3 separate regions of the Homo sapiens genome follow, and all the other regions are linked to region 2. The links are chromatin contacts, found by Hi-C or POLR2A ChIA-PET in ENCODE. All regions are on one chromosome and are shown on one strand. The core of a region is the stretch at or near the end of the contact, and the rest is flanking DNA. Distances in the headings are between cores, read along the strand shown.

Evidence for each region. A loop is a pair of places that touch in the nucleus more often than their neighbours do. ChIA-PET counts read pairs that join two places held with the same protein, here RNA polymerase II (POLR2A). Pooled maps may share reads with other maps.
Region 1: a map of cardiac septum shows a loop between it and region 2 (9-fold over the local background). The contact joins the enhancer-like site here to the promoter of PPP1R15B in region 2. A Hi-C loop is called at or near these places in 2 of 168 maps with a recorded cell type or tissue (cardiac septum and sigmoid colon) and 8 of 50 pooled maps. POLR2A ChIA-PET finds 5 or more read pairs at or near these places in 1 of 52 experiments (B cell).
Region 3: a pooled map shows a loop between it and region 2 (9-fold over the local background). The contact joins the enhancer-like site here to the promoter of PPP1R15B in region 2. A Hi-C loop is called at or near these places in 1 of 168 maps with a recorded cell type or tissue (naive thymus-derived CD4-positive, alpha-beta T cell), 12 of 37 single-sample maps with no recorded cell type and 13 of 50 pooled maps. POLR2A ChIA-PET finds 5 or more read pairs at or near these places in 1 of 52 experiments (activated CD4-positive, alpha-beta T cell).

What each region holds. Positions count from the first base shown.
Region 1 is chr1:203,265,661-203,269,980 of GRCh38, reverse strand. It overlaps LOC124904486 (a long non-coding RNA gene), which reads left to right. Exons shown (of 2, transcript XR_007066798.1): 2 at 1-2,867. Among named protein-coding and RNA genes, the nearest start is that of LINC01353, 19 kb to the left of the region's middle. Within about 2 kb of position 2,505, at least 35 of the 41 ENCODE cell types and tissues checked have a DNase peak (open chromatin) inside an H3K27ac peak, as active enhancers do; they include B cell and sigmoid colon, where a contact is called at or near this core.
Region 2 is chr1:204,408,953-204,413,239 of GRCh38, reverse strand. PPP1R15B (protein phosphatase 1 regulatory subunit 15B) reads left to right here and starts at 1,423. Exons shown (of 2, transcript NM_032833.5): 1 at 1,423-3,748. The coding sequence starts at 1,829. RefSeq lists enhancers at 1,136-1,185, 1,196-1,895, 2,156-2,305, 1,612-2,446 and a silencer at 1,231-1,677.
Region 3 is chr1:203,319,462-203,323,505 of GRCh38, reverse strand. No RefSeq gene overlaps it. Among named protein-coding and RNA genes, the nearest start is that of BTG2, 16 kb to the right of the region's middle. Within about 2 kb of position 2,390, at least 24 of the 41 ENCODE cell types and tissues checked have a DNase peak (open chromatin) inside an H3K27ac peak, as active enhancers do.

The sequences.
Region 1 (4,320 bases), core at 1,256-3,755, 1.1 Mb after region 2:
CAAATCCCCTTTACTGGTCTGGTGCAACCCTCCATCCCTGCCCACCGGCTGCTGTGAGGTTTGGCTGGTAACAGTTCACAGTTATTCCCTCTGCAGAGACTTCCCCGGGAATGGAAGCTGCCTTACTTGGGGCTTGCAGCCGATGCTTGTCTGACACAGGGGCAGGAAAGGCCAGTCCCCGACCTCAAGACAAGATGAACTCTGGTGTAGCACATGCTTCAGGGATCCCCATGAAATCAGGCCGCAGCTCAGCCACAGCTGACACCACAGCCTGGCTCCCTCCTTCCCCACCCCACTCTCCTTCCTTTTCTTTCTTCTGAGGGTTCTTCCCCAACAGAAGAAGATATGCATGAAATCTGTCCCAGGCTCTGCTTTTAAGGAATCTGGTCCACTTGTCTGCCGTACAAAGTTGCTATGAGGGTTAAATAATATAATACAGATGAAGAGATTAGCCCAGTGCCTGGCATATACAGTGCATATCCAATTAATGTTAAAGATTGCCATTATCCATGAGACTGGAGCATCAGGAACATCTTAGTGTAATAGTGAGGTGTGGAAATCTGGTGAGTGAGTCAGTGGATTGAATTTTACATGCTTAGGGACTGGGGTGGGCAGAGAGAAGGGCAGCTGGGTTTCCTTGGGTATCACTGGTTGTCTCAGCTTTGGGCAGTGAGGGTCCTTTACACAGCTAGGGAAAAGTTCCAGTCATTACATACTTCTACCAGCAGAGGACGCCACTTCCATACAAATAAGTGTTTCCTCTGCTATCTGATGCAGTTTTCATCAAAGCAGTCTAGGCTGGCAGGAAAGATCAGGTACATGACAGAGCAGAAAGTGCCTTCAGATTTGCACAGATAATAGGAGAGGGCAGAACAGGAAGAAACAGTGAGTTAAGCTGTTCAGGAAGCTTCGTGGGAGGTGAGGCCTTGAGCAGGGCACTCTAGCACCAGAAGGAGTATTGAGTGGAGATGGCATTCCCAGGGAAGCCACTACCCTAGGCAAGGTGACCAGGGCCTGAGCCAGGGCCGTGGCAGGGAGGCAGCCACGAGAGGGTATGAAGGACACCAAACACAGGGACAGGACTGATTTCAGCTGAGAGGTCTAGGAGGAGATCATGGGCCCACCAACATGGGGTAGACGTCAGGAAGGAGCACGTTTTTATAGGACAGAGCACACTTCTCCAACTGGTTTGACTGCCCTGTTACAATGTCCTCTGCAAGCCATCATTCTGTAGGATTCCTGTTTTGTGTGGATTCTAGAAACCAGTGAAATATTCAGAGGTGTTAATAGCATCAAGATTTCATTGGTTCTTTCCATTCTTTTTATTTTTATTTTTTGAGATGGGGTCTCAGTCCCTGCCCCAGGCTGGAGTGCAGTGGCACCATCACAGCTCACCACAGCCTCAACACCCCAGGGCTCAGGCGATCCTCCTGCCTCAGCCTCCTGAGTAGCTGAGACCATAGGTACGTACCACCATGCCTGGCTAATTTTACATATATACACATATATGTGTGTATATATAATTATATACGTATATATACACATATATACATATATAATTATATACATATATACATATATACACACACATATATGTGTATATATATACACACATATATATGTATATATACACATATGTATATGTGTGTGTGTGTGTGTGTATATATATATATATATATATATATATATATATTTGAAGAGACAGGGTCTCCTTACGTTGTCCAGACTGATCTTGAACTCCTGGGCTCAAGCGATCCTCCTGTCTCAGTCTCCCAAAGTGCTGGGATTACAGACGTGAGCCACCGCGCCTGGCCAGCTTTTTCCGTTTTGAGTAGAGACGGCAAGAAGCGCCCCACAGCTTGCCCTTGCTTCGGAACTCGGGGTTGTGAATCAGTCAGGATAGAAATTAATGGTGCAGTGGGAATAAAGAGGAATGTTAGATGATCTCGCAGGGGTGGGGGAGAACCCAAAAAGAAAGAACGAACGTGAAGAAGCCTAGCTCTCCGAGACTGGGGTTCAGTCCTTGCTGGAGAAAGTGCGTTGCAGCCCATTGAGGGCAGAAGAGTTCTCTGGGTTGTCCCTGGACAGAACCGGGCCACAGTCAAGAGAGCGAACATTGTGGGGAAGAGAACGGCAGGCCACGGCTCAGGGGCTGGAAGCCCCCTGCTGGGGTGCCCACAAAATTCCTCCGGAAGTTGCTGTTGGGGGATGCGCTGAACTCATGGCAAAGCCACCTAGGACTCACGCAGAACTTGCTGGGAAGCTGCCCCCGGGGAAGTGCGCATGCGGGACTTCGCAGGAAACTGGCTGGGTCAAGTCGGCTCCACCAGGAATCCACCCAAGACGGTGCGGCTGAACTCGCCACTGGGAAACTAAGTGGGACACCCACAGAACTAGCCGTGAAGATGCCTGCGGAAGTGCCCTGAAACTGAGCTGAGAACCCCGGGGGTTCAGAGTCCCGAAAGCAAGTAGGAAGGAAAGCTTAAAGAAACCGCAAGAGAAGTCTCTTCTTCTCTCTGTCCTCTAGCGCCCTCTACTGACACAGTTTAACACTGTGCCCGCTGGCAAGGGAGAAACGTTTGGAGCCAGAGAGTAATAAACTGGTAACTGGTACAGGATGTTAGCCAACTCCACTGAGGATGGGAGAGCTCTTCTATAAGCCCTTTTTGAAAAATAGTACTTGAGGACATAGTCCTGCCAGCTAAGAAACGAATCAAAATAAATAATTCAACAGAAAAAATGTAAAAGAAAAGGCAAAGAACAATCAAATCAATAAAACTAAATGAACGAAATAATTATAATTAATATAATATGAAACTAATCATTATTATTAAAATTAAATATAATAAATATTTCATGATTATAAATTGGGGTTTTTGTATCACAATTTACTTTGACAAAAACTGGGAGGTAGCAAAGAAAGAGTATACTATTAATAAAAAGTGAGAGGTGGCAAAATAGTATGCATGTATCTTATTGATCGATATGGCCTTATTCTTGATGTTAAGACATTTAGGCCGGGCGCGGTGGCTCACGCCTGTAATCCCAGCACTTTGGGAGGCCAAGGCGGGCAGATGGCCTCAGCTCACCAGTTCGAGACCAGCCTACGCCACACGGTGAAACCCCGTCTCTACTAAAATACAAAAAATTACCCGGGCCAGCCGCCCCTTCTGGGAGATGGGGGGGCGCCCCCGCCCGGCAGCCGCCCCATCTGGGAGGTGGGGGGCTCCTCTGCCCGGCCGCCCCGTCTGGGGGGTGGGGGGCCCCTCTGCCGGGCCGCCACGTCTGGGAAGTGAGGAGCCCCTCTGCTCAGCTGCCACCCCGTCTGGGAGGTGTACCCAACAGCTCATTGAGAATGGGCCATGATGACGATGGCGGTTTTGTCGAATAGAAAAGGGGGAAATGTGGGGAAAAAGAGAGATCAGATTGTTACTGTGTCTGTGTAGAAAGAAGTAGACATAGGAGACTCCATTTTGTTCTGTACTAAGAAAAATTCTTCTGCCTTGGGATGCTGTTAATCTATAACCTTACCCCCAACCCGGTGCTCTCTGAAACATGTGGTGTGTCAACTCAGGGTTAAATGGATTAAGGGCGGTGCAAGATGTGCTTTGTTAAACAGATGCTTGAAGGCAGCATGCTGGTTAAGAGTCATCACCACTCCCTAATCTCAAGCACCCAGGGACACAAACACTGCGGAAGGCCGCAGGGTCCTCTGCCTAGGAAAACCAGAGACCTTTGTTCACATGTTTATCTGCTGACCTTCTCTCCACTATTGTCCTATGTCCCTGCCAAATCCCCCTCTCCGAGAAACACCCAAGAATGATCAATAAATACTAAAAAATTAAAAAAAAATTAGCCAGGCGTGGCAGCGTACGCCTGTAATCCCAGCTACTTGGAAGGCTGAGACAGGAGAATCACTTGAACCTGGGATGCGGAGGTTGCAGTGAGCCGAAAGCATGCCACTGCACTCCAGCCTGGGCGACAGAGCGAGACTCCATCTAAAAAAAAAAAAAAGGAAGTTAAGAGATTTTAAAAATAAAAGGTATCAGCCAGGTGCAGTAGTTCACCCCTATAATCCCAGCATTTTGGAAGGCCAAGGTGGGAGGATTGCTTGAGCCCAGGAGTTTGAGACCAGCCTGGGCAACATATTGAGAACCACCCCCCACCCCCATCATCTCTACAAAAAAGATAAGTTGCCGGGCAAGATGGTGCGTGCCAAGCTGGTAGTCCCAGTCCTCGGAGGTTTGAGCCCAGGAAGTCAAGCCTGCAGTGAGCCAAAATTGAGTCACTGCACTCCAGCCTGGGCAACAGGGAAAGAAC
Region 2 (4,287 bases), core at 174-2,673:
CACCAGACATGTATGTACGCAGCACTGCCCAACTTTTACATAAGATCTCAGGTTGATGGTCTACATAGTACTGAACAATAGGAGAACCCTGAAATATCTGTCAGGCTGGGCGCAGTGGCTCACGCCTGTAACCCCAGCACTTTAGGAGGCCGAGGCGGGCAGATCACTTGAGCTGAGTTTGAAACCAACCTGGGCAACACGACGAAACCCTGTCTCTATAAAAATATGCAAAAATTGGCCGAGCACGGTGGCTCACGCCTGTAATCCCAGCACTTTGGGAGGCTGAGGCGGGCGGATCACAAGGTCAGGAGATCGAGACCATCCTAGCCAACATGGTGAAACCCTGTCTCTACTAAAAATACAAAAAATTAACTGGGCGTGGTGGCACACGCCTGTAGTACCAGCTACTAGGGAGGCTGGGGCAGGAGAATCGCTTGAACCCGGGAGGCGGAGGTTGCAGTGAGCCGAGATTGCGCCACTGCACTCCAGCCTGGCGACAGAGTGGGAATCCGTCTCAAAAAAAAAAAAAATTTAGCTGGGCGTGGTGGTGCGAGCCTGTAGTCCCAGCTCCTCGGGAGGCTGAGGTGGGAGGCTCACTGGAGCCCAGGAGGTTGAGGCTGCAGTGAGCCGAGATCGCACTACTGCACTCCAGCCTGGGCGACAGAGCTAGACCCTGTCTCAAATAAATAAATAATAAAAATCTAAGACTACGATAACCCTACAGTTGGCCCGCGGGGCATTCAACCTTCCATGGATTGAAAATATTCGGGAAAAATAAAGATAATAAAACATAATACAAATAAATACAGTATAACAACTAGTTCCATAGCACTTGCATTGTATTAGGTATTATACTTAATCTAGGGGATGGTTTAAATATCTGGGAAGGTGTATGCAGGTTATATGCAAACACTATACCATTTTACATAAGGGACTTGACCGTCTGCGGATTCTGGTGTCTACGGGGTCCTGGAACTAATCCCCATTTCATGAGAGGGGATGACTGTACACACGTCAGTGTGTATTAGGCCATCAAAACGCCTCCGGGAAATTCTCGGGTTATTTTGAAAACCCCTCCCCTCCCCAAGACCTTTAACCTAGAGGGCTGTTGGGGCGGTCTCCTAGGAGACCACACAGAAACGACTGCGCATGCGTGCATTCCCCCCCCCCCCCCCCCCCCCCCCCCCGCCCCGGCTGATGCAACCTCACGCTGCCGTGCGGCTCTACCTCGAGTAAGGAAGCCGACAGGGAAATCTGGCAAAACCAATCGGCGGCCACACGGAAGTGGGCGGAAAGGCCCGCCCCCCGGGGATTTTGCGAGTGACGTTGGGCGGCGCGGCGCTAGGGACGTAGACGCCCAACAGTCCTGCGTCTCTTCCGGCGTCTAGGGGGGTGTCCTGCCGGCGCGCGGGCCCTGCGGCCATTTTGGGCTTCGCTTCCACCGCACCAGCCGGCCTACCCAGTCCTTCCGGTATCGCGTTGCTCAGGGGCTTTTCAACCCTCTGTCAGTCGGAAAACCATCGCCGAGGCCGTGGGGGGACTCCTATCCATGGTGTTGAAGCGTCGAGCCGACTAGGGAACCTCCTTCCCCGCCAGGATGGAAGTCGCATCAGTCGCCGCCTATTGCGCGGGCTGTTCTTCCCTGTGTTCTGCCGCCCGCTGCCGCATTCGCTGCCCTCTGTGGCTTTTCTGCTGGCTCGAAGATCGGCCTGGAGCAGCGACGCCACCGCTGGGCAAGGCCGAGACTCTGTAGGCTTCCTCCGAATCCCGTCGACCTCCAGCCGCTGAGCGCCGCGGCCCTACCTGAGAGACTGTCAAGAAAAAGGAGATGGAGCCGGGGACAGGCGGATCGCGGAAACGGCTTGGCCCTCGGGCGGGCTTCCGGTTCTGGCCACCCTTTTTCCCTCGGCGATCGCAAGCAGGCTCTTCTAAGTTCCCGACGCCTCTTGGCCCGGAAAACTCCGGGAACCCCACACTGCTTTCCTCTGCCCAGCCCGAGACTCGGGTCAGTTACTGGACGAAACTGCTCTCCCAGCTCCTTGCGCCGCTCCCCGGATTGCTTCAGAAGGTGCTAATTTGGAGCCAACTTTTCGGTGGAATGTTTCCGACCAGATGGCTAGATTTTGCTGGAGTCTACAGCGCCCTGAGAGCCCTGAAGGGACGGGAGAAACCAGCCGCCCCCACAGCGCAGAAATCTTTGAGTTCGCTGCAGCTCGACTCCTCAGACCCCTCGGTCACCAGTCCCCTTGATTGGCTAGAGGAGGGGATCCACTGGCAATACTCGCCCCCAGACCTAAAATTGGAGCTTAAGGCCAAGGGAAGTGCTTTGGACCCTGCAGCACAGGCTTTTCTCTTAGAGCAGCAGCTGTGGGGAGTGGAGCTGTTGCCCAGTAGCCTTCAATCCCGTCTGTACTCTAACCGGGAACTTGGCTCTTCGCCCTCTGGGCCTCTAAACATTCAACGCATAGACAATTTCAGTGTGGTATCCTATTTGCTGAACCCTTCCTACCTGGACTGCTTTCCTAGGCTAGAAGTCAGCTATCAGAACAGTGATGGAAATAGCGAGGTAGTCGGCTTCCAGACACTAACCCCAGAGAGCAGCTGCCTGAGAGAGGACCATTGTCATCCCCAGCCGCTGAGTGCAGAACTCATTCCGGCCTCGTGGCAGGGATGTCCACCTCTTTCTACGGAAGGCCTACCAGAAATTCACCATCTTCGCATGAAACGGCTGGAATTCCTTCAACAGGCTAGCAAGGGGCAAGATTTACCCACCCCTGACCAGGATAATGGCTACCACAGCCTGGAGGAGGAACACAGCCTTCTCCGGATGGATCCAAAACACTGCAGAGATAACCCAACACAGTTTGTTCCTGCTGCTGGAGACATTCCTGGAAACACCCAGGAATCCACTGAAGAAAAAATAGAATTATTAACTACAGAGGTTCCACTTGCTTTGGAAGAAGAGAGCCCTTCTGAGGGCTGTCCATCTAGTGAGATACCTATGGAAAAGGAGCCTGGAGAGGGCCGAATAAGTGTAGTTGATTACTCATACCTAGAAGGTGACCTTCCCATTTCTGCCAGACCAGCTTGTAGTAACAAACTGATAGATTATATTTTGGGAGGTGCATCCAGTGACCTGGAAACAAGTTCTGATCCAGAAGGTGAGGATTGGGATGAGGAAGCTGAGGATGATGGTTTTGATAGTGATAGCTCACTGTCAGACTCAGACCTTGAACAAGACCCTGAAGGGCTTCACCTTTGGAACTCTTTCTGCAGTGTAGATCCTTATAATCCCCAGAACTTTACAGCAACAATTCAGACTGCTGCCAGAATTGTTCCTGAAGAGCCTTCTGATTCAGAGAAGGATTTGTCTGGCAAGTCTGATCTAGAGAATTCCTCCCAGTCTGGAAGCCTTCCTGAGACCCCTGAGCATAGTTCTGGGGAGGAAGATGACTGGGAATCTAGTGCAGATGAAGCAGAGAGTCTCAAACTGTGGAACTCATTCTGTAATTCTGATGACCCCTACAACCCTTTAAATTTTAAGGCTCCTTTTCAAACATCAGGGGAAAATGAGAAAGGCTGTCGTGACTCAAAGACCCCATCTGAGTCCATTGTGGCCATTTCTGAGTGTCACACCTTACTTTCTTGTAAGGTGCAGCTGTTGGGGAGCCAAGAAAGTGAATGTCCAGACTCGGTACAGCGTGACGTTCTTTCTGGAGGAAGACACACACATGTCAAAAGAAAAAAGGTTTGTTTCTTGTCTTTTAACATGCCTGATATGTTCTGACTGTTTTTATATGCTTAAATATAGCAGCATGACTTTGGAGGCTTAGGAGTGCATGTATTTTTGAGGAAGGCCTCTAAATTCATATACTTGGATTGAGAAATATGTAAATGACCCTTCTCCTCCTGTCCCTCACCCCCCACCCCAATGCACATTGTTGCTGTCCAAAACGAACATACCAGTGTGTAGATGTTAGCAGGAAAGTGCCATTTTTATTTGGGTTGGTAGTTCTGGACTGTTTCCTTACAAGCTTCAATTTTTCACACTTTTTAACGGACTATTAAACTTTGTGTGTACACGATTTAATTTTTCTAGAGATTGAAAAGGTCCTGTTACAGCCATAGAGTTTTAAAATGATTTTAAATGTATGTTGTCTGCAAATACTTAATATTTTTTTTGCATATAACAAGAGTGTCTTCATTCCTGTCCATTACAACCCAAAGGGATGATGATATCAAGTAGCAAGTCAGATTTATCTGGTCCAATTGGCCATGAAATTAAAT
Region 3 (4,044 bases), core at 1,141-3,640, 1.1 Mb after region 2:
GATCATGCTGTGTAATTCCATTAGTTTGCATTCAATCCCATGTGGTCAGTGTTTTAGGTACTTTGATATATAATTTTCCTGTCACCTCCTTTGGACTGGCAACACACTGTGGACCCATCCCTGTTTTTTCTCCTCTGCTGTCCTCTCTCCCTGTGCTTCTCGAAAGGACCTGTCTCTGCCCATAAGAGGGCACTTACTGCAGGACACTCATTACTTGCCTGCCAGACTGATGGCTGAAAACTCAAAACCATAAAAATGGGTTTCAAGCTGCCAGCTGCAGCTGGCCCCATGCTAGACCCAGATAACAACCTCTGGACTCCAAGGCCAGCATGGATCCACATCAATCCCTCACATTCAAATAGCACCATAATCTCAACAAGTGCTTTTACATCCTGGCCCACCCCCCTGGATATCTTTGAATTTCATCCTAGGAAACAGTCAGTGCTCCATTTTCTTTCCCCCAGGGAGTTGTCACAGGAGAAGCCTATTGGTCAAGCAGTAATTATGACAGAGATTATTTTCCTTTTGTGAAAACAAGAGAAGCCACTGAGACCTAAGCCTCCACCCTGAGCAGGCTCCAGTAAGGAAGTGGGTCACAATGAACACAAGGAGTTCCTGTGTTTTGTACCAGGGCTGGGAAGTCAGCAGCTGAAATTCCTGATTAGGGTGAAGCAACCCATCTGGCTGGCCAGTCTGTATTGAACTGGGATTTCTCCAATTGGAGTGAGACAAAGGGTAAAAGAGAGGCTTCCCTAAAGCATCTAGACTATCTAGTCTCCTCAGTCCCTCTTGCTTCAGCTTCATGTCCAGGTACTGTGTTAGATGCAGATGCTGTGTGAATGTTGGGCAACATCAGAGGTGATCTCTAGGACCTTATATTTAAATTGAAATATGACATATACACAAAAAAGAAACCCATGGAAGACACACAGTGGGAGGGAGCAGTGGCTTCTTGCTGTAAGAACTCAGCAGGTTTTTAAAACATCACCTAACATTAGGATGAATGGCAATGATTTCACAGAGGAGAGGTGATCTGAGCTTGGGCATAAGAGATGTGTAAGACTGGGATGTCAGACTGCTTATCTTATGTAGGCTATCTGCAAAGTGAACTGTGGCTTTGTGTAAAAGTTCCTAGAATCCAGAAGACAAGAGCACTAAGCGTGACAAGAAGAAACATAAGAAACCCTGGGTTGTTTGCTATAATTTTTCTTGTTTATTCAGTCAGTCTTGGATTCAAGCCTGACTGCCAGTTACTAGCACTGTGCCCATAGGTAATTTTGCTTAACCTTCTGAGCCTGTTTCTTCCTCTACAGTCTAAGGGTAATAATGTCAATGCTATAGAACTGCTCTGAGGAGGCCAGGCATGGTGGTTCAAGCCTGTAATCCCAGCACTTTGGGAGGCCGAGGCAGGTGGATAGCGTGAACTCAGGAGTTTAAGACCAGCCTGGGCAACATGGTAAAATCCTGTCTCTATAAAGAATATGAAGATTAGCTGGGTGTGGTGGTGCACGCCTGTAGTCCCAGCTACTCCGGGGGCTGAGGCAAGAGGATTGCTTGAACCCGGGAATTTGAGGGTGCAGTGAGCCAAGATGGTGCCACTGTACTCCAGCTTGGGTGACAGAGTGAGACCTTGTCAAGGAAAGAGAAAAGAGAGGAGAGGAGAGGAGAGGGGAGGAGGGAAGGGAGGGGAGAGGAGGGGAGAAGTGGGAGAAGAGGGGAGAAGAAGAGGGGAAGGGAGGAGAGAGGAGGGGAGGGAAGGGGATGAGGGAGGGAAGGAAAGAAGGGAAGGATCACACATACATAGACAAGTGTATCATTTCAACTGGATTGGAAAAACTGCAACAAACCAAAAATACTGTCCTGCCTTCTTGGGAAGAGTGGCCAGGGGGAAACCCGTGACAGTGTCTCTGCACCAAGCTGGCTGGATTTGGGGACCTTGGTGAAGGTGGGGAATGTGTAGCTGTTTCAGGTCTCAGGTAAGGAAATGGAGGCTTTGCCAAGGTCTCGCTCTCCACTCCTGGCCTTTGCCTGGGGAGGCAGTGCCATCCATTTCATGGCAGGTAGACAGTGGAGGTAGACCCAGTACTACCTGGGCTTCTCATGTAGAGATTAGAGTCCAGGGAGGCCTGAGGTCATTGGGGTGACCTGACCCCACCCTTTCCCCCCTGGAAAGAATGGAGGTTGGGAGCTTATGAAATGACCTCTTCCAGCCTGACCGAACAGAAGTGTCTGCCCTGCTCAGGAGGCCTTCTTCCTCCCTCGTCCCCTAACTGTTTACATGCTCTCAGAAAGGCAGGTGTCAGGAGGCAGCTGCTGCTTGTGGTTAGCTCCCCCTAGATACAGGAGCGCCAGCCTTCCCCACACCCACTGCCATTGGCTAACAGGAAACCAAAACAGACTCCCTCTCTCCACCCTCAGCCACCCCAGCCAGTAAATAGAGAGTACAGGAAACACCTGGAGGAGCAGGCAGCTGGCAAGGGAACATTCTGCCCACGAAGAAAGGGTTTGCAAGGGAGTAGCTAGGCTGGGGAGGAGCTGGGGGAGGGGGGTCAGGGGCTTAATTGCACTTCTCATGGCACCCACCAGCTGCTGGGAACTAACAGCTGAGTTGCTGAAATGCACCATCCTCCTCTCAGTCCCCCACTAACACATACACAGTAAAGGGATCATCCCTGTCTAGCACCAGCTTGCCTTGAGTGAGAACAAGAGCAATCATACAGGAAAGACTCCTCAGAAGGCTTTGCCTCCTTAGCCTCAGCCAGAGCTTCTGAACCTCTGTGGACCATGTAAAAGTAAACCCGTGGTTCAGGCATGAAGACTGAATCATCAGTCTTCATCAGCCCACGTGATGTAAAAGCCCGCCCATGTAATGTGAAAGCTCATTCCAAAGATAAGTCTTCAGTTATTTCCAAACTTACCTAGATCTCCATCTGTGTCTGCCTATTTACTGCTTATGATTTCAAGTTGTTGAGGTTCAGGGTAGAACTGACTTCACCAACATCAAATGAAGCCCTGCCATCAGCATCCAGCATCCACCCAAGAACGTGTTCACTGGTGTGTAGACTTTGTGCCGGGAACCATGTATGCAGGCTGGCTTAGCTTACAGAGCTCCTTCACTCCCTCTTAGGAGACTCCCAAATAGAGCACTTTTCCTTTTAGGTTTAGAGTGGGAGGATGGAGGGGTGGTGAGGAGGGGACACTTGCCCCACAGCTACCTGAGGACCACACTGTAGTTTGTTCAACCCGTATCTGTCATCCAATGGTCAGTGTACTTAGGCCTGCTCCGTGCAGAATGGTAGACAAGCACATGGAGGTGAAAAAGGAAATAGAAATGATTCCTGCCATGGAGGTGTGAGTGACGACAGTTGGAGAGGGGAGAAGGGCTTGCAGAGCCACCAGACGTCAACTCAAAGCAATGTGCTGCCGGGCCCGGTGGCTCACGCCTGTAATCCCAGCACTTTGGGAGGCCGAGGCCAGCAGATCACTTGAGGTCAGGAGTTTGAGACCAACCTGGCCATTGTGTTGAAGCTCTGTCTCTACTAAAAATACAAAAGTTAGCCCGGTGTGATGGCACGTGCCTGTAATCCCAGCTACTTGGGAGGCTGAGGCAGGAGAATGGCTTGAACTGGGGAGGCAGAGGTTGCAGTGAACCAAGATCACACCACTGCACTCCAGCCTGGGTGAAGGAGCGAGACTCCATCACACACAGACACCCACACACACACACACACAGAGCAATGTGCTGACTGTGTTTGCTATAAAAGTGTGAACAGTAATAAACTATGTGTATACATCCTTAAGGAGTTCTGAAGTAAGAAATATGTCATAAAGATGTGAGCAGTTTTAAACCATATGCATGAATGCTGGAAACCCCTGAGGTAAGAATGTATATAGAGGACAAGTGGAATTATTCAGGGAAGGCATCCTGAAGAGGCAGTGGTAAGGGAAAACAGCATTGATGCTGGAGACAGGCGCACATAGGTTTTAAACCCATTTCCACCACTGCCCTCTTCTAGTTACTGGTGCCTTGCTTTCTTCATCCGT